7 separate regions of the Mus musculus genome follow, and regions 1, 2, 3, 4, 5 and 6 are each linked to region 7. A link is a loop called in an ENCODE intact Hi-C map of the cell type or tissue named here. Cell type or tissue: heart. All regions are shown on one strand.

Region 1 (4,000 bases), 1.2 Mb before region 7:
GCTGCCAAATCAGATGACCTGGGTTTGATCCCTGAAAACCTCACAGTGGATGGCGAGAACTGAGTCCTGCAAAGTGTCCTTAGATGACCAAATACACAGCGTAGCTGGAGGTGTACACACACACACACTAATTAATTAGTTAGTTAGTTAACTAGTTAGTTAGTTAATGAAAGGTATTGAGGTGGATTGTGATATACAAAGACACCTGCCACCTGGAATCAACCTCTGGCTTCTTTGTGTACAATAAATAAACAAACAGATAAATTGTGCTGGTTAGTTTTGTTGTGAACTAGACACAAACTAGAGGTTTCTGGAAAATGGAACCTTCAATTGAGAAAATATCTCCATTAGACTGTATGCAAGTTTGTGGGCATTTTCTTGACGTGGAAGGGCCCAGACCACTGTGGGCAATGTCACCCCTGCACATGTGGTCCTGAGTTGTATAAAGCAGGCTGAGCCAGCCATGAGGAGCGTCTTAGTTACTTTTCTATTTCTATGAATAAGATGCCATGATCAAGTTAACTTACAAAAGAAAAGTGCATAGTTTGGGCTTTCGGCTCCCCAAGCTTAGAGTCCGTGATGGCTGTGCAAAGACATCTGGGAATGACAGCTGGGAAATCACATCTTGATTGGAAGGTAGGAAGCAGAGAGCACTCTGGGAATATTGAGAGTCTATTGGAACTCAAAGACCACTCCAACTGACACACCTCCAACAATCTCCAACCTCCCGATGCTCCTCCCAAACGTTTCCACCAACTGGGAACCGAATATTTAAATATCCAAGCCTTTGGGGGCCCAGTCTCATCCAAATCATCACATGAAGCAAGCCAGGAGGAGTGTTCATTCCTCCATGGTCTCTACTTCCATTCCCACATCAGTTTCCCTTAGTGGAGTATAAGTGGTAAAACAAAACAAACCCTTCCCTTCCCAAGTTGCTTTTGACCATGGTGTTTATTTCAGCAATAGAAGGAAATCTAAGAGAGAGGGGGGGGAGAGAGAGAGAGAGAGAGAGAGAGAGAGAGAGAGAGAGAGAGAGAGAGAGGTAGATAGGTAGATAGATAGATAGATAGATAGATAGATAGATAGATAGATAGATAGATAGATAGATAGATAGATTCTCCTTATACCCCTTGGAATGAACATCACAGGCAGCTACTCCCATGGTGTTTAGGAGACGCCCAGGGGCCAGCTCAGCTTGCTGCTAGGGTAACTTCTGCTTACAGGTCTCAGGGTTCCAACAAGAGCTGGGGCAGCTCTGAGAACAATATTCAGCTTTAGCAATCATCCCTGTGTGAACTTTACTGAGACAATGCCTGGCACTTAGCATTGACCCTCAAGGTATCCAGGACTCAGCACTGGTGATACATATCCCCATATCCTAGAAAGGAATGCCACTGGGCTTGAGTCTAAGCCCAAGCACAAGGGACTCACCCCATTCATTCATTTTATGCATGAACTAAGATCTAGAAAGAACTTGCTCTCCTGAGTGGTACACAGTAACCACTAAACAGACAATACATGTCTCTCATTCTTTCCAATAGTCACTCATTCACGGCTCTTGAGAGGATAATTCATATGCATGAAAGACCCGGATTTTGGACCAGTCCACTTGGGCTTTACAGCTCAATAGGAGTTCGGTCTTCAAGGATATCAATCTAGCAGGGGAGATGAAGACAACTTTGAACTATGATCATTGATAACTCTAACATAAGGTTGGTTAACATAACTCTAACATAACACACAACAGCAACCCCCATCAATTAAAAAAAAAGAAAGAAAAGGAAGAGGGTGGGGTGAAGCTGGTGCAGAGGGAAGAAAGAGTACAGGGAGTTGGGGTTCAGTCATCTGCTTTGCTTGAACAGTCATTCTATCAGAGAAAAAGAAGAGTCTGGACACCTCTATTGGCTGCCCTGACTGCAGGGGGCAGCAGCTATCCATCCCAGGCGATCTCCCACAGTGAGAATAGGGTTAGGCCTACTGAAAAAGAAGCTGGGAATCCATCTTAAATACCATCACGCCTCCATCTCTCCTATCTCTCCCTCCCTCCCTCAGCCCCTCACAGGACTCTAGTTTTTAAAAACATGGTCCAGGTTGAACCAAAAAGCAAGCTGCTTTCTTGTATGACACTAGGGACGGTTGGCAACAGAAAATAAAACTGTTCCCCAGAGGTTTTCCTCGTGGCATTGTGGCCTGACCTTGAGGGTCGATATAAGTGGAGGTGAGAAGATGCTTGTCCTAGCTGAGGAGATTTGGGACCAAATGCACTGCAGGAGGGTCTTCTAAGGCCTAGCCTAGAGACTGGCAGGGGAGTAAGGGAGACTGTAGTTCACGGGGCTCATTTTACAGATCAGGAAGCTGGGGTCTAGGGCATCAATTTTTTTTTTCTTGGCCGTTAGACCACAGGGAATGTGGAACAAGTACCACTCTGAAGGAGTAGGGTGAAGATAAATTGTAGAGGGCTATATGAGAGCCAGGATAGGGGGTCTGAGCTTAACGAAGCTCTGAATACCTAAGAGGCCACACTCTGGGACACTGTGCTCCAACCCTACGAGATACCTCATCAAATCTTCAGAGCATTTTTCCCCATCTGCACAGAGACTCAGAGAGTCAAAGCTACGTGTCCAAGTCCCTGACTCTGACAAGTGGTGAAACAGGTGCCCACACCTGGGGTTGTCTACCCCCCAGAGTCTGCTCTTGACCTCTGCGTGGCACTTAAGAGAGAGGAGAGCAGGGGGCTTTAGAAAGAGATTCCATTATCTGGACACTTTTTCTGTTCCTTAACTCTTCGGCTCCCCAAGTTCTATGGTGGTTTATGGACTGCAAGATTGGGTTTCATACTCAGGAGAAGCCCCACCCCCTTTTAAACACAGCTGTCTTGGAGGGTGGGGAGGAGGCCTGTTCTAAACAGGAGTTGTTTAACTAATTGCCAATTATCTCTGAATAGGCTACGGTTTCCAACAGCTGGGAGGGATTTTGGTCCCTATCCACTGCCGATGTTGCTGGGACTTGGCATGTGGTAAGGAACTCTTGGCCTCTTGCTGCAGACAAGCCCGTGCTTCACCCTCCTCTGTGCTTCTTTGCTGATAGGCCAGCGTAGGATTCAGGAAGCCGAGGACCCTCTCTTCCTCCCTCCCTGTTCTGAGTAGCAGAACCTCTTACAGAAAAGAACAGGCTCCTCCCCAGGGACGTCTACCCATGATGCCCTGCCCAGTGCACAGCAGTGTCTCTCCGTATGTACAGGGTTCTCACTGAAAACTAAGACAATCTCTGCTTACCTCCTGCACCAGAAAATACTCAGAAAGCTGAGGCAGGAGGACTACCATTTCCAAGTCAGCCAGGACTAAGCAATGAGGCCCTGGAGAGAGACAGAGACAGAGAGCAAAGGAGAGAGAGAGAGAGAGAGAGAGAGAGAGAGAGAGAGAGAGAGAGAGGGAGAGAGAGAGAGAGAGAGAGAGAGAGAGAGAGAGAGAGAGAGAGAGAGAGAGAGAGAGAGAATATAATAAAGATGCCAGAAGACCCCAAGGCAGATGGGTGATATTAATTGTCCCTTCTGGCTATATCTGCCAATTCACAGGAATAGGCTGAAGGGCAGCCCTTTGTAAATGTTAATCTCCTTATGCTAAAGATATTGAACTGTCTTTGATGTTCCCAAACATGTTGACTCCTATCATGGCGGAGAGTGTGTGGCCTCCACAGGCCAAGCATTTGCTCTGTCAGTCGCCTCTCTCCAGGGGCTGAAGGATCGGGTACTCACCTCAGCTGAAGAGTGAACAAGCCCCACCTTGAAAGCTAAGTGTGGGGTGGGGTGCGAGCAATAGTGACACTTGGTGTCACCTCCCTCCGTTCCTGGAAGCTAAACCTAATCAGAGCCGTGTTCTCAGCCAAGACCCACCAAATCCAGGTGAATGACCACTCACGACAAGCTCCTCCTGCCAACCAAAGGCAAAGGCTCTGTAATGCACTCCTGTTCGCATTGGTTAAGACGGTGGTTAAGATGGTG
Region 2 (4,000 bases), 1.5 Mb before region 7:
CCTTATGTCTCTTCTAAGATCGAATGTCCTTTTGCCAGTATGAAGTGACCTAATTTTTGAAGCAGTAACCTTTATTTTTTTTAGCTCCATTAACATGTAAGTTTTCATAGTGAATACTTTTATAATCTTGCCTCTAAGAAACTCAGCCTGCCCCATAGGCAATCATTAGCCTAGGTTAAGTATGTGGGTTGTAGCATGGGAGAGATGAGGCTTTTTCTTGGACTCAGCACAAATTTGGTGACAGAAGCAGAGCCACCCTGAAGTAAAGGCTAATACTCCTCCTTCCTTTCTCCCTGGGCCCTAGAGAATAGACTTTTACACAAAGATACAGCAGGACTCTGGACAGAACTGTAGAACCCTGCAGGAGTCCACTTGTTTATCTCTCTGTGGTTCCCCAGGTTAAAGATATATTCGTTGGTTATACCGTAAATTTAGGGACTGGAAATATTCTGAAAATCTCCACTAAGTGACTTCCTGCTGTGGCAACGCTCTTGTATCATATCTGGGAAATTAAATGTAAAACTCTTCTTGTGTCTACTTGGACGATTGTAAGAAGTGAGTAATCCGGTTTTTTAAAAAATATAAAAATACAAAAGGATTATTTACTAGTAAACAATACCACAAGGCAGCTGTCTTCTGTGACATTCAAGGTATCTTGAGTTGCTAAACACCTTGAGATGGAAAAAATAATTTTAAGAGTCAAAGGATTTTGACTTTGAAAGCTACCAAATGGCCTTTGAGGTCTGAGGTTTGGAGTTTGTTTTTCATTTCTATATTTGTACGTGCCTCACCCGGGGTTGTCGCGAGCAAGTTAGTATGGGTGCCTAATGGTGTATCATAGAGGATTTAACTTAATTCCACCATAATGAATTAATTCTCTCAGTGACACTGATTTGATGACATCACCTTGGCCAAGATTCAGCAATTCCAAACACCGAGCTATTCTGAGCAGTCTAGCATTGGAAATGAAGAGGCGGTTTTGCTTTGAGTCCCTGTGAACTCTCTGTCTATGAGGGGACAGGTGTGGAGGACATTGGTTATTCTGAGTAGATGAGTTAAAAATAAAACTCCCAACACTGGTGAGGAAATTGGATTCTGCATTCTCTTAAACTGTCCCCGGAGACCTTCATTTTACAAACAAGGAGTTTGTAAAATGGAGTTGAGGGAAGCCTTGCATGGGGCTCCTTCTTATTAGTGGATGTTGCCTGTGCCCTCATTAGTCACTGTAAACAGGGAAGGCATGGTGCCACCTCAGTTGTACTGCAGGAGGACGTTTTCCCAGCTTGGAAAAGGGAGAATGGGTGTAAAAATATGTATGCTGCGTTTTCCAGGACTGTGTTTGATTTCCTTTTGGGTTTGTTTGTTTTGTGGAACGAGAGGGACAGTGCATCCTATTCTTACTGGCTTGTATTGTTACCCCAGGAATGTTTTGGCAGATGCAAAATTAGAAACAAACTTCATGTGTTCTTCGGTGCCCTTCAGGGCCTGAAAGGACAGGAACAAAGTATCGTGGTTTGTCATCAGAGCTCCAGGAAGCCACAAGGAAACGGAGCTTATGAACCAAATTGCTCAAAACTGGAAAGAAATGAAAAAATGTGCAGCAGATGCTCCCAGACTGAGAACAAGCCTGGGGAAGGCCCACAGCAAAGCTGATTGGTCTCAAACAATGGCTATTTGCACTGGAGGAAATGCGCTCATGCACATACACACCCACCCACACCCTGCTTCTCTCCAATTTTGTTTTATAGTCATTTCCCTGAGACTTGAAATTGGTAAGTGTGGACACAAAGAAACACTTTGCCTAATTTTCCAGGCTTTTTGGAGTCATGGGTGTCACCCTGCATGTCTGGTATGTGTGCAGATGGTTTCTGCTGGCTTCAGTAAAACTGGAAAGCACTAAGACTGTAATGTTTTTTGTTTTTTGTTCCGTTTTTGTTTTTTGGACTATTAAAAGGGGCTGGTTGTCATTGCCCAGGTGTTGAAATGGGAATGTTATACTGACGTTTTGGAAGTGTTCCTCATGTTTATAGACCGGTAACACAATGTCTGGGTGAAGTCAATCGATACTGGCATCCACTCTGAGTCTGTGGATGCGTCAACCACTCACTTGTTTTTTACTCCTGCTTGTAAGCACTTCTCCTGCTTAATCAGGTAAGTATTCATTAAGGGAGTGATTTCCAAATGTCATTTTAAGTACCACTGTGTAGTTTTTTTTAAAAGAGACTTAGTTTCTTTAAAAATAAAATGAGGGCTCTCTGCTCCTCCCTGTTCCAGAGACAGCCGCATCTTCTTGTGCAGTGCCAGCCTCGTCCCGTAGACAAAATGGTGAAGGTCGGTGTGAACGGATTTGGCCGTATTGGGCGCCTGGTCACCAGGGCTGCCATCTGCAGTGGCAAAGTGGAGATTGTTGCCATCAACGACCCCTTCATTGACCTCAACTACATGGTCTACATGTTCCAGTATGACTCCACCCACGGCAAATTCAACGGCACAGTCAAGGCCGAGAATGGGAAGCTTGTCATCAACGGGAAGCCCATCACGATCTTCCAGGAGCGAGACCCCACTAACATCAAATGGGGTGAGGCCGGTGCTGAGTATGTCGTGGAGTCTACTGGTGTCTTCACCACCATGGAGAAGGCCGGGGCCCACTTGAAGGGTGGAGCCAAAAGGGTCATCATCTCCGCCCCTTCTGCCGATGCCCCCATGTTTGTGATGGGTGTGAACCACGAGAAATATGACAACTCACTCAAGATTGTCAGCAATGCATCCTGCACCACCAACTGCTTAGCCCCCCTGGCCAAGGTCATCCATGACAACTTTGGCATTGTGGAAGGGCTCATGACCACAGTCCATGCCATCACTGCCACCCAGAAGACTGTGGATGGCCCCTCTGGAAAGCTGTGGCGTGATGGTCGTGGGGCTGCCCAGAACATCATCCCTGCATCCACTGGTGCTGCCAAGGCTGTGGGCAAGGTCATCCCAGAGCTGAACGGGAAGCTCACTGGCATGGCCTTCCGTGTTCCTACCCCCAATGTGTCCGTCGTGGATCTGACGTGCCGCCTGGAGAAACCTGCCAAGTATGATGACATCAAGAAGGTGGTGAAGCAGGCATCTGAGGGCCCACTGAAGGGCATCTTGGGCTACACTGAGGACCAGGTTGTCTCCTGCGACTTCAACAGCAACTCCCACTCTTCCACCTTCGATGCCGGGGCTGGCATTGCTCTCAATGACAACTTTGTCAAGCTCATTTCCTGGTATGACAATGAATACGGCTACAGCAACAGGGTGGTGGACCTCATGGCCTACATGGCCTCCAAGGAGTAAGAAACCCTGGACCACCCACCCCAGCAAGGACACTGAGCAAGAGAGAGGCCCTATCCCAACTCGGCCCCCAACACTGAGCATCTCCCTCACAATTTCCATCCCAGACCCCCATAATAACAGGAGGGGCCTAGGGAGCCCTCCCTACTCTCTTGAATACCATCAATAAAGTTCACTGCACCCAAAAAAAATAAAATAAAATAAAATAAAATGAGTTACCAAGGAATCTGAGTCAGGAGACTTATCTACCCCAAGACACCATAGGAGAGACTCTGTATCAAAAACAAAGCAAATAAGTTTTGTATTAAAAACAAATCAAACAACAATAACAACAAAAACAATAACAATAATTCTACAAAGAAAGTTTATATCATAGCTCTATAGAGAAACAAAGAAAAAAAAGAACACTCACCATTGCTATAAAGTAACAATGAAAATAACCTTTCTGTCTAAGGTCCTGAGTTCTAAGTAACCATCACACAGGTGCTGAAGATAGAGATGCCAAAATGGAGAATATCTCTGAAGATCAGGATGGATGGGCAGTGAGGAAAGAACTGAGGAATCTGACCGAATTCAGATGCCTGCAGAAGCCCGGTCTCCATCTTGGAAATAGACATTTATTGCTTTAAGGAATCTATTGCCTTTCAGAACTGGTCACAGACATGATGTTTATTTCCTC
Region 3 (4,000 bases), 300 kb before region 7:
AGGGCCTAACATTTACATCACAAGAGCAAGCACACACACCGTCCTCCGGGAGAGAAGCAGTAAGAATAAGCAGTGTGCCAGGGCATGCTTGCTGGGACAGGGAGTGGGGAACAGAGGCCCGGGAGTTTATGTACAGCTGACTAAACTTTCTGAAATATGTGGCTGGTTATGACATGTGCAGCAATTACCACTAATGGGGGAACAGCTATTTCAAAATTCATTTTCCATTCTCCTGTAGGCTTCTGGAGGCAACCCCTCCCAACCGCACGACAGAAAGGACGGGAAGACAGACAGAAACTACAGCACACACCTCTTCCCTGGTACAAGAGCCATCAAAGACTGCTTAACACATAGGCAAAAAAAACCCCAATACGTGCACTGCCCAAGGTCTTATTGAAAAGGACAGGCGTGTGCTACAGAGCAGACGAAGGTGCACTGATCAAAGACACCTTTTCACAACACGCACAGGACCCCATTAACTCAAAAACGCAAAAAGATAACAAGGAATCACTTGTCTAAAGTCATAATAATTTGGAGCAATATATTTCATGGAAGAAAAGTTTGAACAATCAAGAAATGCCCTTTTGATTAGCTGACTTTCACAGAATCTAAACGCGCACCAAACGCTGCATTTTTGAAGTAAAATTGCTGTTGAATCTGTGAACCCACAACTGATTTCCCGTGTTATGGAATCTTGAAGATTACAGCTAACTTGAAGCAACAGGGGTAATTCCTGGCAGTTAATGGGACATTTATATGCATTTTCCTGAAGGACAGCATCTTGGGACCTCCAACTGGCAGCTCAACACTGCCCCCTACTGCTTACAAGTTAAACCAGAGAGCAGGAACAAGGCTGACAGAGCCAGCCGCACCAGCCAATGCCTATCCAACCTTAATAACCAAATACCACATGGCACGGCACTAAGAGCCACAGAGCAGGGGACTTTTCCAAAGATGATTCTCCGCCGTCTCTTTCAATAGCAAAAATAATTTATCATGAGTTTATTAGAAATCTTTTTTTTTAAAGGCCTAAAGCAATGCTTCAACTTAATTTAGAAGAAACATCCCTTTTATCTTGGCCCAATCCTTCACTCTGCTGATAATGATCCAACTGTGGTATGCAAGGGAGACACTGAAACATTGATTTCTTTTTTTCTTTTTTTCTCAGTAAAGAACAGAGCTCTGGAAAATTCTCCAGATTGCTGCTCCTTTAGTTTACTGTTTTGTTTTGGATCTCTCTCTCTCTCTCTCTCTCTCTCTCTCTCTCTCTCTCTCTCTCTCTCTCTCTCTCTCTTTCTTCCTTTCTTCTTTTCTTTTTCTTTTCTTTTCTTTTCTTCCTTCCTTCCTTCCTTTCTTCCTTTGTTTCTTTTTTTTTCAGTATAAAATATAATAAAAAGAAGGTTCTTCCTCTAACTAACTGCCACTCCTAGCGAATGTGTGCACTCATGGACTGAGACTGGCACACAGCCATAGTCAGATATCTTTCCAGTGAATTAGTGATGAACTTCGCTGTGTGATCACAATACTAAACATTGCACTTGTTGGCAGGGTGGAATACTCCTAAATCAAATACTTCTAAAATAAAAACTGTTTTATGGCTGGAGAGATAGCTTAGCAGTTAAAAAGCACTGGCTGCTATTCCAGGGGACCCAGGTTCAATTCCCAGCACCCACACGGCAGCTCACAACTGTCTGTAACTTCAGTTCCAGATCAGACACCCTCACACAAATACATGGAGACAAAGTACCAATGTACTTAAAATAAAAAATAAATGACTAAACAATTTATTTTACAGAATTATGGAGTTCTTTTCTTACTTATTTCTAAGTCCTAGTTTACAGCTTGGTAAGATTATGACTTCAATGTCAGGTTGACATCTAACAATTAGGCCTCGGCAAGCAGGATCCTAAGTGCCTATGTAAAACATAACAAAAATCAAAAGTTCACACAAGCACAGTTGTACACACCCTATAAAACCAGCATTTCCTCCGCAGGCTTGGCTCAGGAACAGAGCTAGTCAGGCAGAGAGGGAAACTTCAGCATCTCCAAGTTGGCTACACAGTGCTCTGTACTAACCCAGGGTTTGGGGAACTCTGCCTCTGGGGTTATTCTAGGAGGGCAGTGGTGTCCCCTTCCTAGATGCTGATCCCCTCAAAGGCAAGTCGGAATGAGTTCAGAGGTGTGCATTCTGATGCACGCTCTTAAGCTCAGGCCTTCAAACTTGCGACTTGATATTTTCATAAGACAGGGATTACTGAAGATATTATGTTAGCATCTTCATCAAAACAATAACACTAAGTTGGCTGGCCAAAGTGGAGGTGACAGACTGGTCTCAGTGTGGGCAAGGATGATAGCTCCACAGGTATACATTTATTTCTCAACTCATCAAACTGTATATTTTATGCTTGTGTAGCTTCCTGTGTATCAACTATAGGTCCAAGAAGCTGCCGGAGAAACATTACTGGTGGGGACTGGTGACCACTGTGCACCCTGCAGATGAGTCACTGCTCTCTGCACCCTTCAAACGCTGTGAAGTGGCACTCTCCAGAGGTCAGCAGGCTTTTATCGCCTTTCCTCTACATTCCAAAGCCAAGCCTTTGGAGGCAGATCAGTGAGCCGAAAAGGGCAAGAAGCCTAGAGCAGGCCTTCTAGAGTTCAAATCCCAGTTCTCCCACCTAGTAGCTGGTGACCTTGGGAAAGTTATATAAGGCCTTTGGGCTCCTATCTCCTGAGAGTAAAAGTGAGACAAAAGTCATACCTATCACATGGAGTCACCATGAACAGTACTCATGAACATTAAACATTCTCAGCACTCATAAAATCTTTAGGAATCATAAAGGAACCATAAAAACAGCACGCAGGCATTTGCTGATGCTATGGTTATCCAAGCCGAGGCTCATCAAGTGGCTTCCACCTGCCAGCTTGCTGGCATGTCCAGGTCCCACACACCTACGTGCTCTGCCTTCTGACCTTGTTTCTACAGTTCCAAGACCCAGGATTTCCCCCCAGACAGCCCACCTCATCCTCTCGTCTCCTCATGGTCCTCCAACGAGACCAGCACCTTCCTAGCAGTCAGCGGTAGTGACCTGACCCTGATACTGATCTGAACGGTGTGCATGCGTAGAGAGGAGAGGAGACACTGAGAGTCCATTTTCTCCTTCCATGGAGTCCTTGCTTGTCTATCGCTTGTCCCTCATTAAGCCTTGCTGGTCCCAGGCATAAAACCCAGGTCACCAAGGATGGTAACAGCCGTCTTTACAACTCTGCCCCATCTTGCCAGACCATGACTTTTCTTTTCTTTTTTTTTTTTTAGGCCCCACAACATGGTTTTATTTTAGCCATAGTGATACATAGGGACATCCACATTTCTCTCTTTGCTAAACCTCTAGGCTATGGTGAGTAAAATCAGGTGTGCTCTGCAGCCTGGCCTCTCATCTCAGCCATCTATTTAGTGGCCCTGGATGAGTATCTAGCTTCTCTATACCTAAGCTTTCACATTTATAAGTTAGGGCTCACCATGCTGTCCACATCAATTGTTGCAAGGATTTATAATCTTGATAAGGAAAACCCTTTGAATGGTGGCTGGAACATAAAACCACAAGTGAATGCTGGGTGCTGCTATTAACCTGTCCGCACGCTGTGTCCCGGCTCATGTCTAGCAGGGCGCCCTCTGTGAAGAATATCAGAAATGTTTCCTGAAACAGAATTGCAGGCTGCTCCCATTATAACCTAGCACGGGCGTTTACTTGGACGACGTATACATTTGCCTGTGGAAATCAGACGGCTTAGGATCAGCACAGTGTGGTGCCCCAGAGGACGTGCTCAGACCTCACGCACTTACCATGCTCTCCATCTTCTTCCACAGCCCCTCCAGGTGAGTCATGGGCTCACACCACCAATCGGTGCAAAGTTTGTATCGATTGCCTTGAAACCAGAACTGCCTCAGCCACTCAAACTCCACCTGTGGAGCAGAACAAGAAGGTGGCGGTTATAATGTCCT
Region 4 (4,000 bases), 340 kb before region 7:
CATGGATGCAAGTCAAAATGCCCACAAACACGCAGGGACAAGACAGCAGCAGCCTGGCGAGCGGCTGTTCCTTTACACTGCCGAGGGCTCTCACCTGCCATCTACAACAGTGTATGTGCCGTGCACACCACTCAAATCCACACTTGGCTTTCTACGCACAGGCACACCTTCCTCACACCCTGCCTATTCTGCCACAGCCCGTTTCCAGTGCTGTTAGAAGACGCTGTGCTTAACACAGCTCCCAACTCTCAGAGGCCCCCTCAAAGCTTTTAAAGCTGGCATAACATGCAGAATGGCAAATGGAGAGCCAGCAGCAGAAAGATCATTTACAGTGACTATACAAACAAGCTAAATGAAAGACTTGTGTTCAGTCATTAAAAATAATAATGCTAAAGCCCCGAGGGCTGAAATGTAAAGCTTCAACTCGGTGTGAGGAAACAGAAGAGGGGTGGGCCTATTATCCCAACAAGATAACATGCTAATTTACTTAGGAGGCAATTTTAGAGTACGTTCACAGTGAAATCTCACTTTTATCAGATTATATGAAAAATAACAACCACAAATAAAATGCTCACTCAAGCCTGGGGCTTCTGTGAGATAGAAATCACTGTGTGGGAGGCCAGGGAGGGGTTGGTGGAGGGGCTGGCCCCGGGGATTGGAGCAAGCCCAGGTGAGGTAGAAAGTTATTTCCCTCACACTCTGCGGGGATGCCTAACATCATGACAACAGAGAGGAGGAAAGGTCTCTGGTCCTGCCTACCTGCAAGTTTCTGTAAAATAATGAATACAGACAGCTTGGGGACTGTCCACCTGCGCTACCTGCCTCTGCCTGCCTCCAAAGTGAAACCACCGGGGATTGGCAGAAGGCACTTGTCTGACAGGGCCAGGACAGCCTTTCTCCTCCACGACAGCCCGGGCCTACCCTCTTAAACTTGACCCACCGTAATTCCTTCACAATGCAGCAGCGAGGCAGCTGACAGTAGCAGCTGCAGTTCTAAGCGAGATGGATGGAATTTTCATAACTGGTTCCCCAAGTTACATTTTACCTTCAAGATAATTTATGAGCTGCTCTGAAGCCTTGAAGAGACAATATGCTTGCCATAAAATTAACTCTAACAGTCTTGTAGGTTATAATTAACACTGGGAGGGGAACGCCAACTGGACGAAACACATGGCGTAATTGATGGTGAAGCAGGGCGCAGAGGAGGCTGGCAGTGTGACTGCTGCTGCTGCTGCTGCTGCTGCTGCTGAGCACGAGTGTGAGAGCACATGCACACACGCACGCACACAAGTGCACATGCGCACACGCACACAGACACACACTCAGCACAACCCGGGCTTTTCTGAGGCTTCATCACAGTCACCTAGCAGGCCTCATGGCCAGGGACAGAAGAAGCCAGAGCTGAGCAGGGAGGTAGGGGGTTTGAAGCTCAACCCTGGGGCAAGTGGGTGGAGCCACAGAGCGGAAGGGGATGGGCAGCAATCCTGGAACTGTCAAGGAGCTGGGTGGTATACTGACAGCTCAGGCCAGGTCCCACAGGGGAGCCTTCCATGAAAAAAATGACTTCATTAAACAAACAAACAAACAAACAAACAAGCAATCATCTTTGGCAGTGAAGGATACACAAAAAATAGAGAATCAAGATTTCTAAAAAGGTTCTTCCAGGACTCAAGCTAGACACTCAGAACACCACAGAAGGAAGTCTTTTCTACAGTGTGGACATCTCAGGAGCCAACAAAGGTGATCAGTGAAACGTGGATGTTTATTAAATTACAAAGTCCAGGGGTGACAACAGAGGAGGCTAATCAGAAGTCATGCCAATCACTGCGGTTTTTCCTGACATGGCAAGCTGTTTCTGTCTGTGCCTGAATCCTGAACTGCCCGATCGACACTCATGCCTAACACTGGGACCAGTCAAATAATTTTAATGAGCAATTTTAAGGTGACTGGCCTATTTTCCTTCTCTGGTTTGGTTTGTTTTTGTCCTAGGACAAGATACTGGAGAGTTCTGATAAATGACGCAACAGTGCCCCCTGCAGGCCGTCTGTGCTGCACTCCGCCAACCTGGCACCTTCTGAACCAGAAGCCAGCTCAACTTTATCTATAACCTGGAATATTCATTACAGAGTAAATTTGTAAAATACACTGGGGACACCCCTGAGATAGAATAAAATGACTATTCTTCACGTGTAGTAAATTGTTTCCCAGATATAAACATACTGTTCCGCTGACGAGGAACCTGTGATAGAGCAGATAAATCGCTACCCTTTCACCTCAGGGCGCCTGCTCCACTCGGCCTTGATTAACACGGCCCCAAAATTACTTGACCTGGAGGCTGTACAGAGTCTTGGAGGCTCAACTTTGATGTTCTCTCATCTTCCTCCCCACTCTCCTGCCTCCTAAAAAGATTGCAATCAATACAAAAGAAACAACACAGCTATAAAAGGTGGAGACTTCCCGTTAGAAGACTAATGGTGGCGAGATTCATACGGCACGGGCTGCAGATGACTGCCTCGCCGAGAGATGCACTCAGAGCGGCACACACGGCGAGGTGTGCTCAGGTGGCAGAGGAAATAGGTATTTACACACACAATTGCTTATCCCCACACCGGGAAAGACCTGGAAGCACTGGACGTCCTGTACGGTGAGACCGAAGTCAACACACTGAGCCATGTGAGTAGCTGACAGAGCTTTGCCACTGTCCCACTGTGCTCCTAGCAGCGGAGCCAGGCATGCTAACTTAAGTTTCATCTCTACTACTGACTAGCAGTCAGCCTGGGCGACGTGCTCTGTATCCTGAGCTGCAGTCTCATCACAGAGAGCACTGAGCACTTCCAGTTGTTGTCAGCTGGTTCTAGTTCACTATCACTACCGGTGGCTCCACTCCAAGTTTTAAGGGAAAGGAGGGAGAAAGCCATGTCTATGATTGCCGCTCTCCGGGATCTTTTATCCAGGCTGGAAGATGTCACCTGCCTGGAGGGTCACGTGGCTCAAGACGCTGTATTTTAGGTAAAGTTGAATTGATCCAAAGTGTCTGTGAACTGCCTAGATTTTTACACCCAGTTGCTCAGAGAGCCTGGAGCCCAGACCTACATCTGTCATTTCTAGGTGCGAATACTTAGCCCAAGCCCAGAGAAGGACTAGCGCAGGTTGTTTCCTCTCTACACCTCACTCAGCACTAACGGGCCTCCATTATCAGTGTGGGGCTTCACATTTGGACACTCTGCCAAAGGAGAGGGCAGTGTGAAAGAGTGCATTCTTGACTTTGTTCTTTTGGTCCGTCCGGGCACTGTTCTATTGCTGTGAGAAGACAACTTGGCCAAGGAAATTAATTAATAAGAGAGAGCATTTAACTGGAGACTTGTTTATGGTTTCAGAGGGTGACTCCATGATCAACACGGCGGGAAGCATAGCAACAGGCAGGCAGACACAGTGCTGGTGCAGTAACTCAGAGCTGACGTTTGATCCTTCAGAAGAAGGCATAGAGACTGAGCCTGGCATGGGCTTTTGAAACGTCCTGATCTACCACACCTTCTCTAACAAGGCCACGCCCCCTAGAAGCCACACCCCCTAATCCTTCCTGAACAATCCACCAACTGGGAAGGAGACATTCAAACACATGAGCCTGTGAGGGCTGCTCGCATTCAAACTACCACCTGACCTATGATAAGGATGATTTTACAGAATACTCCGTGTGTGTCAGGTACTTGTCCTAGGTGTTTTATAATTACTTAAATCAACCCTATGAAACAGGTTCCACCATTATCCCTAGGCAGATTACAAAGGGGGAGAAGTGAGGTTCACAGGGAGTTAAGTAACTTGTCTACTTATGATTTTCAGTTGTACCTTCCCTAGAGTTATGGAAGTGGAGCCAAGAGTCAAACCTCAGAGTCTACACAGACAACCACTATGACATAATCATACAATTTGCTCTAGAAAAAAAACCTACTTTGCCCCACATTCAAAATTGAGAATGAGGAATCTCTTGCAAGATTCTATT
Region 5 (4,000 bases), 610 kb before region 7:
GAGCCGCAGGTCATCCCGCTGCGGCCGCAGCCGCCTATGCTCGGCCTGCCGAGCCGGAGAGTGGAACAGGTGACAAGAAAAATGTAGGGGCACAGTGGGAGGGTGTTGGTGGGGCTCTCGCCTAGACTAAAGGGAAAGAACGGGGCTTTGGGGGTGTGTGGGACGCCGGTGTTTTCCTCTTTGCTCGCAGGCGGGTGCAGCTGCCCTGGAGGCCTGGAGCCTGTGTTTTAAAGGCCTCCTTTTTCTTCCCTCTGTTTCCTACAGATCGCTGTAGTGCCTTGGAAGTGGAGAAAAAGTTACTCAAGACAGCTTTCCAGCCGGTGCCAAGGCGGTAAGAGACTCCGAATTTGGGAAGCATAGTGGGAGACCCTTCGGGAGGAATAAGAAAAACACAGAGCCAGTGGCGGGAGCCCTTTGCCCCCTGGGAAGGTAGCAAAGTAGCTGGCAAACTATTGCTAAAGGACCCAAAAAATCCACTCTTCTGTCACTTCTTGTGGACCCATAGACACGGTTCCATTCTCGGCTGGAGCACCTCAGGCCTGTGGTACAGAGCTAGGGGAAGTCTGGCCCTTACAAGAGGCCTGTGGCGCAGAAGGCCTCTGCGTAATGTCCACTTCCTTCCAAGCCCGGTCTTGACTTCTGATCTCTTTAGCTCAGCTTTTAGTTAATACTCCCACAGCTAAACACCGGCTTTATAGGGGATCCCCTATCTAAGCAGTCTCCCCAACTCTAAAGCTCACTGTCTCTGCTTCCGTTCTCTTCCAGGCCACAGAACCATCTGGACGCTGCTCTGGTCTTATCAGCTCTCTCCTCGTCTTAACTTTTCAACCATTTTTAAATCGTTGTACTAATTGTAAAAAACAAAACAAAACAAAATCGCTCTGTATAGTGACGAGTTGCAAGCATGTCTGTGTATGATTACCTTAAAAGAAACACTAAACAACAACAACAACAACAACAACAACAGGAAAGGACAAAAGAAAGAAAGAAAGCCAGTCCCCCCACCTTGGCCCTCCCCCAAGTCACCCCACATTTAGATTGTGAGGTTCCTTCGTTGTGTTGATTTCGGGGGGGGGGGGAGTGGGGTTACGGAGAGAACAAGCCTGTCTGACTCTTTTTGTATATACGGGAAAATGTACATACGTGTGAACCAAATTGTACAAGAAAGTATCTATTTTTTGGCTAAATAAATGAGCTGTTGCCACTTTTGACTATAACCGGCAGGTCTGCCACATGGACCGGTTTGCTGCATGGTTCTTTGGTGTTTTTGGTGTTTCTTCCCCCCCACCCCCGGCCGTTGTTTAAAGAATCTACAGGAAAAGATGAGCTGGGTCTGAGGACAGCAATGGCAGAAGTCGTTCGGGCTTAGGTAGCCAGGCTTAGAAGCCTCTCCAAGAAGGGGTGATGAGAGTCGCTGGGCGACCGAGAAAAAAGGGCAAAGACCAAGGAGAAAATGATGTTGGTTCCTTACTAGGAGCTGGAAAACTAGGCTCTGCCCACGGGTCCACAGGAGTAACCATGGAGCCTTGGGGCCTCCTCTGATGACTTAGCAGAAAGACTTAGGGAAGCTTCCAGGAGTTCAGGGCGTGGGCTGGGAGACTCGCCCTCCCTGCTCCCTTCTGACTGCGCTCAACTGAAGTTTCTCAGCCTGGAGTATAGGGGCTGTCTTTAAACGCTCAATGCCTAGGCCTTTCTCGCCGTGGTTCCCTCTCCAACGGCTCCTTATAGGTGCAAAGGGCGTGGGGGATCTGCGTGAGAAGCCGGGGTGTTCACGTTTCCCGCTTGGTGGCGTGTGACCGCGCTGGTGTTGGAAATCCAAGGCCGAAGCCAGGCGGCGTTTGGTCCCTAGGTGCTTATGAGTACTTTTAGAAATCACGCGTGGGTTCGGGGTACAGCCCGGGAACCTTTGGAGCTGGGATCGTGTCAGAAGTCGGGTGAGCCGGGGGACCGTTAAGAGAGGGGCGAAGGTGGCGGGTGGGTGGGGGGTGGACGCCACAGTGGGGAAACCTGGGGCTTGAGCTCCCTCTACAGGACGAAGGGGACGGTCGGCGCCAGACCTTCCCGGCCTCTGCAGCCCTCCTGGTCCCTTGCCTGCCTGGACACTGCCTGCCTGGCTTGCCCAACTTTGATTCTAAGAAGTGGAGAATCACATTCAGAGTAGTGACGCCTTGGATGGGGTTCGAAGTGGGGGCGCCTTTGAGGCCCTCCTGTCTGGCCCTTTGGAATTTCCGGGATAGCCATGCACTGTGCATCTGAGCTGCAGAGCAGGGCTCTCGTGAGCAAGGTCTTGCACACTGTTGGAAGGTAGAAAGAGCTAGTGCTTACAACCTGGATCAGCTTCCAGTCTGGATCCAGCACAGTCAACATTGTGGATCTGTATGCGAGGGCCGCCGCAGTGTACGGGTCCACGAGATGAGGACACAGCTGCCAGAGCCACGGGCGACCTGGGACTCTGTTGTATGAAGACCGGTGCCCACATAACGAAAGTCCTCAGAATGGAGACCACTAGCAAAGAAAAGGACAGTGACAGCGGGGGGTTGGGGGGACGGGGACGGACTGATATTCAAGCAAACACTTCCTTTCTCTGTTTGCAAAGGTGTTTCAGGGGTTCAAGGTCTTTCACAGTTGAAGCATTGACGCTCCATCTTCTTAGGTCATACATGTGAAGTCAGTACCACAGAACAAGGGTCAAGGCTCTGGTTAGTGCCATGAGTATCTGTACAAGGGCATCTTAGTTCCTACCTCCTGGGCTTAGCCCTGACCCACACTGACTATCCATTTACTTCCCAGGAAGCCAAGGGCAGAGAATTCACTTCCTCGGGTTCTTTTTCACCAGCCGCCTGCTTCACAAGGTGAGGATGAGAGAGGGGGGTCTGCCCGTGCTCATTCTTAAGTAGGGGTGTCCAGCCATTTGCAGAGGCTTAAACTAAATATCCTCAGTTCCCAGGGGTACCTGCCGCTCCCCTTCCCATTGTCCAGAAATGTGAGACCTTTCCTTTAGGTGGCTCAAGAGACCCTGAAACCAGCTTTACCAAGGAAAACAGGAAACTACCCAGGGGAAAAATGATGTTGGTAGGCACAGTCTTCTGGGAGGAGGTCCCCAGAGAGAGGGACTTCATCAGTGGGAGAGAGATGGGTGGACATAGGGTCTCTCTCCAGTGAAGCTTCCGGAACTGCCCAGACTGTCTATCTTGAAAGTACAGCAATAGGAGGAGGCATGGGGGAGCCAGCCCCACCCTGGGCATATCTCATACAGTGTGTGCTTCAGACACCACCGTTCCCAAGTTGACCTCAGTATACCAACTCAACCAAAGCAAAACAGAATCTCCCAGGTTCCCAGCAAAAGAGGAAAGGGTCCCAAGAAGTCCCTCCATTCCTTAATATTGATTCCTAAAATGGAGAAGGAAAGTTAGAAGACGTGGTGGGGGGGGGGTGAGAAGTAGTGTACGTCTTGTCCCTGCTGCTGCTCCAATCAGAGGTGAAATATGTCAGCTCGACACTAGGAAGTGCCTTTGCTGTCCGGCTGGTTACTCAGAGCCATCCAAAGTATGTGTGGGATCCACTAGGTTGGAGACACTGCTTTCCCCAATATCTTCACAGAACTGGGAAGGGACAGTGCCTGCCAAGGCCAGAGAGCCCAAGGAGAATAAAATTACCTTCCAGGTGTCCACTGACACATTAATATTTTCTAACTAAATTGTCTTCTGGGAGTACGGGGACTTCAGGCAACAAGAAATTCAATTCAACCCCAAGGTGACAGGAAGGACCAAGGGTTAGTACATGACACACCACTTACTTGCTTCATGCCAGGAGTGAAGAGGGGACAAATCCCACCTACTAGAGAGTATTCTCTGGGCACATGGAGGACAGGGAGACCCAAAGGCACGTCTGTCCCTGGCCCATCTGTCTTGGGGAAAGGTAGCCAGAGAGATGGATGCCTGGGTAAGAACTGTGTGTCAGATATCTTCTGGTTTGAGTTTATTAGGAGGTTTTGCCAGGA
Region 6 (4,000 bases), 190 kb before region 7:
TCTGTCCTTACAAACGGACCATTCTAACCATGGCTTCCTGATCCTCTCCTGCCCACATGTGGCAGATGTGGGACTCCTTGACAGGCTAGCCCGTAACACTGCTTCGGAAGCCACTACAGCTTAGCTTTGAGCCCAGTTCTCTGCTCCTCAGGAGGATGCTATACAGAAACAACCTCTCGTCACTGCTTCCTGCAACCAAACCCATACACACACCATAGGTAGACATGGATGTGAACAGAGGCAGAAGCGTCAAAGTGCCAGGTGTTTAAAGTGAGCTAGAACTCACAAAGAAAGCCCTGCTCCAAGCAAATGTACTTAATCTCAGCACTCAGGAGGCGGAGGCAGGCGGAGGCAGGCGGATCTTTGTGAGTCTGAGGCCAACCAACCTAGTCTACAGTCAGTCAGGGCTACACTGAGAAACTCTTGTCTAGAAAAAACAAATAACATATAATATACATGTATGTCCTCCAAGCATGAGTGGCAAAGTCCAAGAGAACTTAACTTGTAACAACCTTTTGTAACAACCGCCCCTTTAAGATCTCTACAATTCATCTTGGCGTCAACACCGGAAGCTCCTTAGGCGTCCTGGGTGATTATAACCACACCTTACATTTATTTGGGGCTAGGAAAATAAATACAAGCAGAGGTATTTTAAAGAGTTCCCATTTATTTTTCAGCAGACACAGGAGAGCAGAGGGCGTTATGCCAACTGTAGGAAATGAGAGAATCAAAGCAAAGATACGGTATACAGGCTGCCTATGGTCACGGAGGATAAGCTAATGGCCCAACTAAAGTATTTCTTGCTTTCAACTTATTTCTAGCCTGTTTGGTCTTCTGTCAGTTAATTCTGATCATGCTCTGTAAATGATAAAATTGTTGGCATAGAAATAGTAGGAGCCTAGAAGGACTTGTAAAACCAGAAAGAATTAAATGGAGCCTAACTTACAGCCATGGAAAATATTAAAATTCCATGTGTAACTTTTCTTCTCCATTTTAACCCAAGATGTGGTGCCTATGCAGGCACCACTGTTGTAAACACCACTGTTTACACCACCAGTGTGTAAACACCACTGTTTACACTTGCACACTTCCAACACACAGGCCTCCGAGTACCGAATGTCATCCAATGCAGGCGGCTACTCATTTATTTTTCTATCACTCTACAAGGTAGAAAATTAACAGTGTTGTGTTTACAAACCTTCACTGAGCCCTTACATAAAAGCTCGGACATGTTTGTATTACATGCTGCTCCGGTGTGAAGACGCTCGGAAGCAAGTTAATATAAACCTATCCTGAGCAAATGTGCGGGAGGTAGCCCTGTTAGACCCGGGTTAAGCTTTGACCTTCCCAGCTTTTTCTGAGAATGTACAATCCATCACGTACAAAAACACAGCGGAGGTGTGAGGTGTTGGTAAGTACCCCTGTTAGTGAGAAATTCTGCTAATTATTACACCAAATAAGCAGAGTTAACAGGCCATGGCCACAGCGGGGCATGTTTCAGGGCATTAAATAGCCACACAGGGTGGAGAGGAATATATTACACTGTGCCCATTACCAATAAAATAATTTCCCTGACACCCAGAAAGCCAGTCAGCTGGAGCAACCCAAGTGGCCTGTGGCTCAGCTGACAGAGCACAGAGCTGCAGTGCCACCCAGTGGCCTTCCTACTTGAAAGTACAGCCTTCAGGATAACTCGGGGACTCTGGCTGCAATTTGGAATTAGGATAAAGAGGCCAAAAGAAACCACACTTGGAGGGCTGGGCTGGAGGTAGCTCAGTGGTAGAAAGCGGGTTGAGAATATATGAGAGTCTGAATGAAATCTTCTGGACAAGAATGAATGAATGAGCCAACAATCACATTGTAAAGGTTCCTTAAACTAAACGTGTGGTTTTAAAGTACATATATGTGTTATCTCCTGTTTTCTCTATCCCACCCTTCCTAAGTATATATATCTCAAAACAAAATCCAAAATTAGACTAAATTAAATTAAAGGCAAAAGTAATTAGCCATTTTTCAGATACATGTCTTATTCTTCTAAGAAGTTTCTAGCAGAAAAGCCCCCTTAAAATGAAATGTTCCAAGGAAGGAGGAACATTAGCAGAGGACAGTGTGGTTGTGACAACACAGAGCAGATGGTTCACAGTCCATCCTACAAATAGAAAAAGCAGATCATCTGAAATAATGAAAATGGCTTTTTAAATGAGGAAGATTTAGTTATCCATAAAGTTATAGCAATGTAGGATCATGTGACTTCAGAGAACTGCTTTTCTAGTTTCCATAGTACTGACTCCTAAAGTGGCACTGGGTAGGTATACATTATCAATGCAGGGTAGTCATCACAAGTACTAGGCCAGTATAGAGACCGCACCAGGACAATGCCCTTCTGCTGCTAAAGCTTCACAAGAGATCTGCTCTGCATTACTACGACCAGACAGAAGAGAGACCCAGGAGAAAGCAGAGGCAGGCATGCAGGTATGTTGTAGGAGAGAAGTAGAGAGAAGCGGAGACAGGGAGCATGGGCCCCACTACAGGAAGAGCGTGGACCACAATCTAGGCAGATAATGAACAAAAGGAGGAGAATATAAACAGACAAGCCAAAGGGGTCATTAGGGATCAGAGCAGAGAGAAGGCTAAGTCATGGACCTTCTGGTTTCAGTGCTCACGTCTTACAGTTTCTGCTTCTGAAGCGTACATGTCAGTACAGCCACCGAATCATTCAGTCATCCACCAGGCCTAACTCTTCCCTCCTTTCTCTTCCTATGTCTTGGCAGCCATTATCTCCTACCTCCATTGGCTTACCTGTTCTACACATGGAAGTAATCGTGTAATGTGTGATAGCAACCTTGGCCTCCTCACGCATGAACACACATGCGTACATGCCTACATGTACACAAATGGAGAAAGAAAAACAGAGACAAAACCACACAAGACACTGTTCCTCTCTGGCACGGAATTCACCAGACCAAGCCCCTGTGTTATTAAATGCAGTGTGATTCCTGTTCTTAGGTTTCACCGGAGCAAATATTTTATCAGAAAATAAAGGAATAAAAGAGAGGAATGTAAGGGAGCAAAATATCTAAAGGCTCAGAATGCAAAATGTGACCGCGAGCCACCAGCAGGGCCGCTGAAGGCCTTTGTTGGCAAACCACACCCTGAGGCCTTTGAAGGCCCACTCACCAGCAGGATAAACAGATTAAATTTCGCCCACATTTCCCATTAACACTTCTTTACAATTTAAGAAAGTGAGCAGTTTTTTAAAACATTTTACTTTAAAACTTATTTGGCCTGGAAAACCCCTTAATGATTTTCTTAGAAACTCCAAATCAACACTCTGGAGCCCTAGAGCAACCTCTCTTGGAAATTAGAAAACACTTACAAATTATTATCCAATGTAGTCACTTTTTTGTGTGTGTGTGCATAAAATAAGTGTCATCTTTGGAAGCTGCTGTAAGACTGCATTTCACAAACCCCCAATGGGACAGTTGTGCAGTTTCAGTTCAGAGTCTGGAGACAAGGCTTTTCTCACTTCTCCATCTCTAGACTCCTGAGGAACATGCGGAGGACGAACGGCAGCTCCTGCTCGCTCTCCTCCTTCCCGCCCAGCTCTGGCCAGAGGAGTGGGAACAGATGTGTTGAGTGCCACAGCCAGAGCTGGCCCATAAAAACGCTCCTACACACGGCCCTGCCTGCTCTCCCTCCCCGCTGGCTTCAGCGGAGATAACCTGAGGTGACCTCTGCAGCCTTCTGTGGAGCCCGCCAAGGTTCCTACTGACAGAATGCATGAAGCCAAGTATCCCTCGCTACTACATAAGCAAGAAATCAAAACTACATTTAAGACGTCATGCAGAATCTTCACGTAGTTTTTGTTACAACAGACACCTCCCTAAACTCGTAACACAAACCCGCAGGACTAGCCATAGCTCCTAAAGCATTTCACACGCATGGCCATGCTTGACATGGCTTAACGACTATGTTTCCTCTTCTTCTAATTTTGTGCAAT
Region 7 (4,000 bases):
CCCTGCCCTTCACACGCCATAATTGCCACTGCAGGTTTAGGACCCAGGCCTCCGTGAAATGGCAAAGCCCAGAACTCAAAGCCTGCATAGCCTGCATAGCCTGCATCTATCAAGGCCAGGAAGCCATGGCCAGCGCAGGGCAAGGCACTAAAGGTGCTCAAACATCCAACGAGTGCCTGAAGGCCTTTCCCAGTCTGACAGAATCCCCTGGCAGCTATTATTGTGGTTAGAAGGAGCTTTTCCCAGTGTCTGCTAATGACCTCCCATCCCACCCACCCCACCCCCTGCCAAGTCCTCCCAAACCATATCTGTTCTTTCAAAAAGAAAAGCCAGGGATAATGTGAGCCAGCCTGGGACATCACACCAAAGGAACAACAGAAAAGTCCACACCTGATGGTAGGTAAGGCAGAACTAACTACCAGTAGGGGCAGGCAAAGAGAGATGTAGGGTCAGTAGACCTATACTGTGAGCAAATCTGGTTGCAGAGAGGGGTACTGCATACCCAAGGAACCCTCAAAACTTTCTGTGGTTTAATGTGGATGCCACACTGGAGAAGTCCTGGGAGATTGTCCAAAATCAATTTCTCAGAATTTAGTGAGGGATTTCGTGCACAGGACACAGAAAGTTTGGAGGAGAAGGACAGTTGTCATCAGGGCTGGAACTGTGCAGAGGAGTAGCTGGCGACACATGCCTCTTCCTTGCCCCAGCCTCTCTGTAGGTATACAAATGCCACATCTACATTACTAACATTTGTAGCTAGATGATATTTCTTCCAAATTCCTCAATGCTTGAGTGACATTTTTCCCAATAAGTTATTTTTTTAAGAGTATGAGGGTGTTCTGAGACCAGAATGTTTGTGAGTAGCAGTTATATGGATCCTCAAAGATACATCTGTAGTGTGCACACACACTCAAATATTCTTTAAAGCTCTTTCTCCTTTTCTTTCTTTCTCTCCTCTCTGTTTCTCTGTCTCTTTCTCTCTCCCTCTGTGTGTGTGTATGCTGGGGATCAAACTCAGGACCTTGACTGTGCTAAGCATACACTTCACCACTAAGCTAGCCCCCAACCAAAAATGATTGTATTTTTATTGCTTTTACTTATAAAATAATGAGTTTCATTATAACATTTTCAGACATGCATATTATAATACTGTGTGTATGTTCACATATGTAGTTACATCTAGGCTCAGCATGAAGAGAAACACTTGATAACTGTCTCCCTTTCATTACCTTCTCTTCTTCCTCTCTCCCTGTGAGCCCTTTCTCTCCCAAGAAAGCAGAGTGTGCGTTCTCTCTCTCGTGCCTGCTGGACAGACCAACACTGCTGGAGCATAGATGCCTAGCACTGGAGCCTGCCTGAACGAGCCAGGCAGCCCCCAGCAACCAGAAATGCCCAGGTGCTAGCAGCCTGGGTGTAAGGCCTGCTGGTAAAGAGAAGGCACAATCAGGGCAGCAAGGCTAGGTGCCCTGCCATCTCTGCTGCCAGGCCAGACTCTGTCTCAGAGACCTTCTGGGCTACCACAGGCTTAAAAAAAATGTCTGCAGGACTCTTGGGCCTCTTCTTCCCCAAGCTCTGTTGAGGTCAAATGGGGGCTGGGGGGCAGTTAAAGGCTGAAGCCGCCACCACCATCAGCATCCTCCATCCCTGTAAGCTGCACAGCACACGGAAAAGTCTGCGTTTTCTGGTTGTTCAAACTCAGAAAGTTCAGCCAGAGAAGCGCCAAACATCTGCCTTTTACAGCCCAGCACCCCCAGCGCACCGCGCCGCGACAGCCTTTTGTAAGGCTATGGCTCCATCTACAGCCTAAGCAAGGAGCGGATGCACTGGGTTTCTCTGCGAGCAGCGGAGGGGTGGAGCACAGGCTCGCTGCAATTAACACTAATAAAGTGTTTTCTTCTAGCTGCACTGTTTATTCAACGCAGACGCGGCTTACGCTGGAAGTTATTTACTCAGACTATGTCTACAATAACAGCTGTTCAGAATATACCAGAACCTCTTTAGCCAAAATCGGCTTGGAGTCTCTATTTTAAACCACTGTTTGTTATGAATTGAGTTAAATATCCTTTTACCACTGTGTTTCTCTATTGTTGCAATGGAACCCATACAAGCCTTTAAGATGCCAAGATCCCATGTTCTTTCTCATTCTCTCAACAAACATTCAATTAGCACCTACTGTGAGGCTGGTATAGCATTGAGTTAGACTCCATCCCAGTCATCATCAGAAAGAAGGCTGCTCTGACTGGGTGAAGCATTTCCATATGGGTGGAGAAAGAAGGAAAGAAAAGACCAAAACCCTGAGTGATTCAGAAATAGAGACAGAGTAGAAACAGCGGGCATGAATGAGGTCCTTTGATTCAGGCAGAGGCAGAAGCCAACCTCATACATCAGCAACATTTTTATCCTCTTCAGTCATCTTTCCCTCAGAAGTGTAGGTAGGCTGGTCTTGGCTCCACACACCTGGAGCAGGAGGGGCCATGAGTTCAAGACCAGCGTGGGCTTGATCAGTAGCAAGTTTGAGGCCAGCCTGTGTCCAAAAATAAGATATAGTTAGCTGTTTCCTAAATAAGTAACTGTTTTGTGAAGGAAAAAAAAAAGATGAAAGAAAATAACCTGTCAAAATCCTACTGAGCAAAAATAAATTGTATGTTTATAAACATGTCAAGGTCTTATTTTTTTTAAGATTTATTTATTTATTATATGTAAGTACACTGTAGCTGTTTTTCAGACACACTAAAAAAGAGGGCATCCGATCTCATTACAGATGGTTGTGAGCCACCACGTGGTTGCTGGGATTTGAATTCAGGACCTTTGGAAGAGCAGTCAGGGCTCTTAACCACTGAGCCATCTCTCCAGGCCATGGCAAGGTCTCTTTACTGGCCCAGGAGAGATGAGTGCTCTCCCCATATGCATGTTCCATGTGATGTTGAGTTACCATGGAGCATGCTTTGTGTAAACATATCACTGATGCCGTACGTGGTCACTGAGTTGTTCACAGTTATAGGCTTTGTATAGGTGTTCCCATAAGAGAGACATCTAGCTATAGAGCAAGGGAGAGCTTCCAGTCCTCTGAGATATGCATCCATCTGCCAGCGAGGTTCAACCTCCTGGACTTCCTCATCATGTCTGGACCAAAATCTACCTTCAGGATTCTTGAGTGCTCAGCCCCAGAGAGACTGGACTGGGTGGCAAGTGGTGTTCCTTGGATGGGAAGGGGCATTGGGAACATCACAGTAGGTTGGAGCACTGCAGAATGGTTCTTAATAACTGCTCTACCTTGCAGATGATTTAAATAATAATATCTCTAGAGACACAGGCAGTATGGCATGCTTTTGACCTGGGGTTCAGAAGATAATGGAAGACAAGACTGGTTTACCCGTCTTCCGCAGCCCCGTCCCACCTTGTCGTGACTGATGTCATTCCTATTTTGTTTTTCCTTCTCCCATGTCCTTCTTCCCATATTCAGGGAGGCAATTGCAGTTGTTCCTCAGTACCCATGGCAACTGGTTCTGAGACCCTAAATCCAAGGTCACTCACGTCTCTCATATAAAGCCTGATGCTTGCACAGAACCTCTGCACACCCTCCTTCTGCTCCAAGCCAGCCCTGGACTTCATAGGACACCGAGCACTGGCTGCGCAAGCAGTTTGTTTTGCTGGATATTTAGGGAATTCTTACAGGAAAAGATGTAAATGCTCAGTTCAGGCACAATTTAATTCAAATGTTTCACATCTGCAATTGGTTGGAATCCAAAGGTGTGGAAGCTTGGGATGTGGAGCACCAGTGTGGAGCACCAGTGTTGCTCTGGTCTTTGACAGGACTCAGGCTGCTCTCAGTGCGAGGCAAAACCGAAGGGACCTGTGCACAGCAGGTGATCTTTCCTTGGACCTTTCTTGGAAATGGGAGCATTTTCTAGGCTGTCTCCTTCAGTCCCTGGGTTTCTGTAGAGTAGGAAAAAACATCTCAAAGTTTTGTGAAAGGCAGATCTTACAAGGATGGGACCAT

The links. Peaks named below come from ENCODE experiments on the same cell type or tissue, not always from the same donor. Only the 100,000 strongest peaks of a DNase experiment are listed, where the experiment ranks them.
Region 1: it touches region 7 in a loop (4-fold over the local background); 3 of 42 quality-filtered maps call a loop at or near these places.
Region 2: a loop joins it to region 7, with 4 times the contacts of the local background. A loop is called at or near these places in 6 of 42 quality-filtered maps.
Region 3: a loop joins it to region 7, with 3 times the contacts of the local background. A loop is called at or near these places in 6 of 42 quality-filtered maps.
Region 4: a loop joins it to region 7, with 2.2 times the contacts of the local background. A loop is called at or near these places in 3 of 42 quality-filtered maps.
Region 5: it touches region 7 in a loop (4-fold over the local background); 6 of 42 quality-filtered maps call a loop at or near these places.
Region 6: it touches region 7 in a loop (2.3-fold over the local background); 2 of 42 quality-filtered maps call a loop at or near these places.

Annotation. Positions count from the first base shown.
Region 1 is chr8:92,378,695-92,382,694 of GRCm38, reverse strand. No RefSeq gene overlaps it. Among named protein-coding and RNA genes, the nearest start is that of Irx5, 23 kb to the right of the region's middle. In heart, a CTCF peak has its summit at 1,913 (motif pointing right); no DNase peak of the experiment used is centred here; H3K27me3 peaks cover 915 bases.
Region 2 is chr8:92,715,251-92,719,250 of GRCm38, reverse strand. It overlaps the pseudogene Gapdh-ps16. Among named protein-coding and RNA genes, the nearest start is that of Irx6, 43 kb to the right of the region's middle. In heart, no CTCF peak of the experiment used is centred here; a DNase peak (open chromatin) is centred at 1,650.
Region 3 is chr8:91,485,120-91,489,119 of GRCm38, reverse strand. Fto (fat mass and obesity associated) reads right to left here. Exons shown (of 9, transcript NM_011936.2): 7 at 3,842-3,961. Among named protein-coding and RNA genes, the nearest start is that of 4831440D22Rik, 19 kb to the right of the region's middle. In heart, no CTCF peak of the experiment used is centred here; no DNase peak of the experiment used is centred here.
Region 4 is chr8:91,530,206-91,534,205 of GRCm38, reverse strand. All of the region lies in intron 8 of Fto (fat mass and obesity associated), which reads right to left. Among named protein-coding and RNA genes, the nearest start is that of 4831440D22Rik, 64 kb to the right of the region's middle. In heart, a CTCF peak has its summit at 2,047 (motif pointing left); no DNase peak of the experiment used is centred here; H3K27ac peaks cover 669 bases.
Region 5 is chr8:91,795,742-91,799,741 of GRCm38, reverse strand. Irx3 (Iroquois related homeobox 3) reads left to right here. Exons shown (of 4, transcript NM_008393.3): 2 at 1-69; 3 at 265-331; 4 at 766-1,231. The coding sequence ends at 820. It overlaps Gm39222 (a long non-coding RNA gene), which reads left to right and starts at 1,999. Exons shown (of 3, transcript XR_879088.2): 1 at 1,999-2,699; 2 at 2,791-2,852. In heart, CTCF peaks have their summits at 1,835 and 2,038 (motif pointing left); a DNase peak (open chromatin) is centred at 1,841; H3K4me3 peaks cover 1,864 bases; H3K27ac peaks cover 1,619 bases; H3K27me3 peaks cover 3,289 bases.
Region 6 is chr8:91,376,604-91,380,603 of GRCm38, reverse strand. The region is part of intron 1 of Fto (fat mass and obesity associated); the gene reads right to left. Among named protein-coding and RNA genes, the nearest start is that of Fto, 65 kb to the right of the region's middle. In heart, CTCF peaks have their summits at 60 and 1,653 (motif pointing left); DNase peaks (open chromatin) are centred at 1,633 and 3,703; H3K4me3 peaks cover 619 bases; H3K27ac peaks cover 2,037 bases.
Region 7 is chr8:91,188,806-91,192,805 of GRCm38, reverse strand. No RefSeq gene overlaps it. Among named protein-coding and RNA genes, the nearest start is that of Gm36243, 20 kb to the left of the region's middle. In heart, a CTCF peak has its summit at 1,811; no DNase peak of the experiment used is centred here; H3K4me3 peaks cover 456 bases; H3K27ac peaks cover 375 bases; H3K27me3 peaks cover 1,179 bases.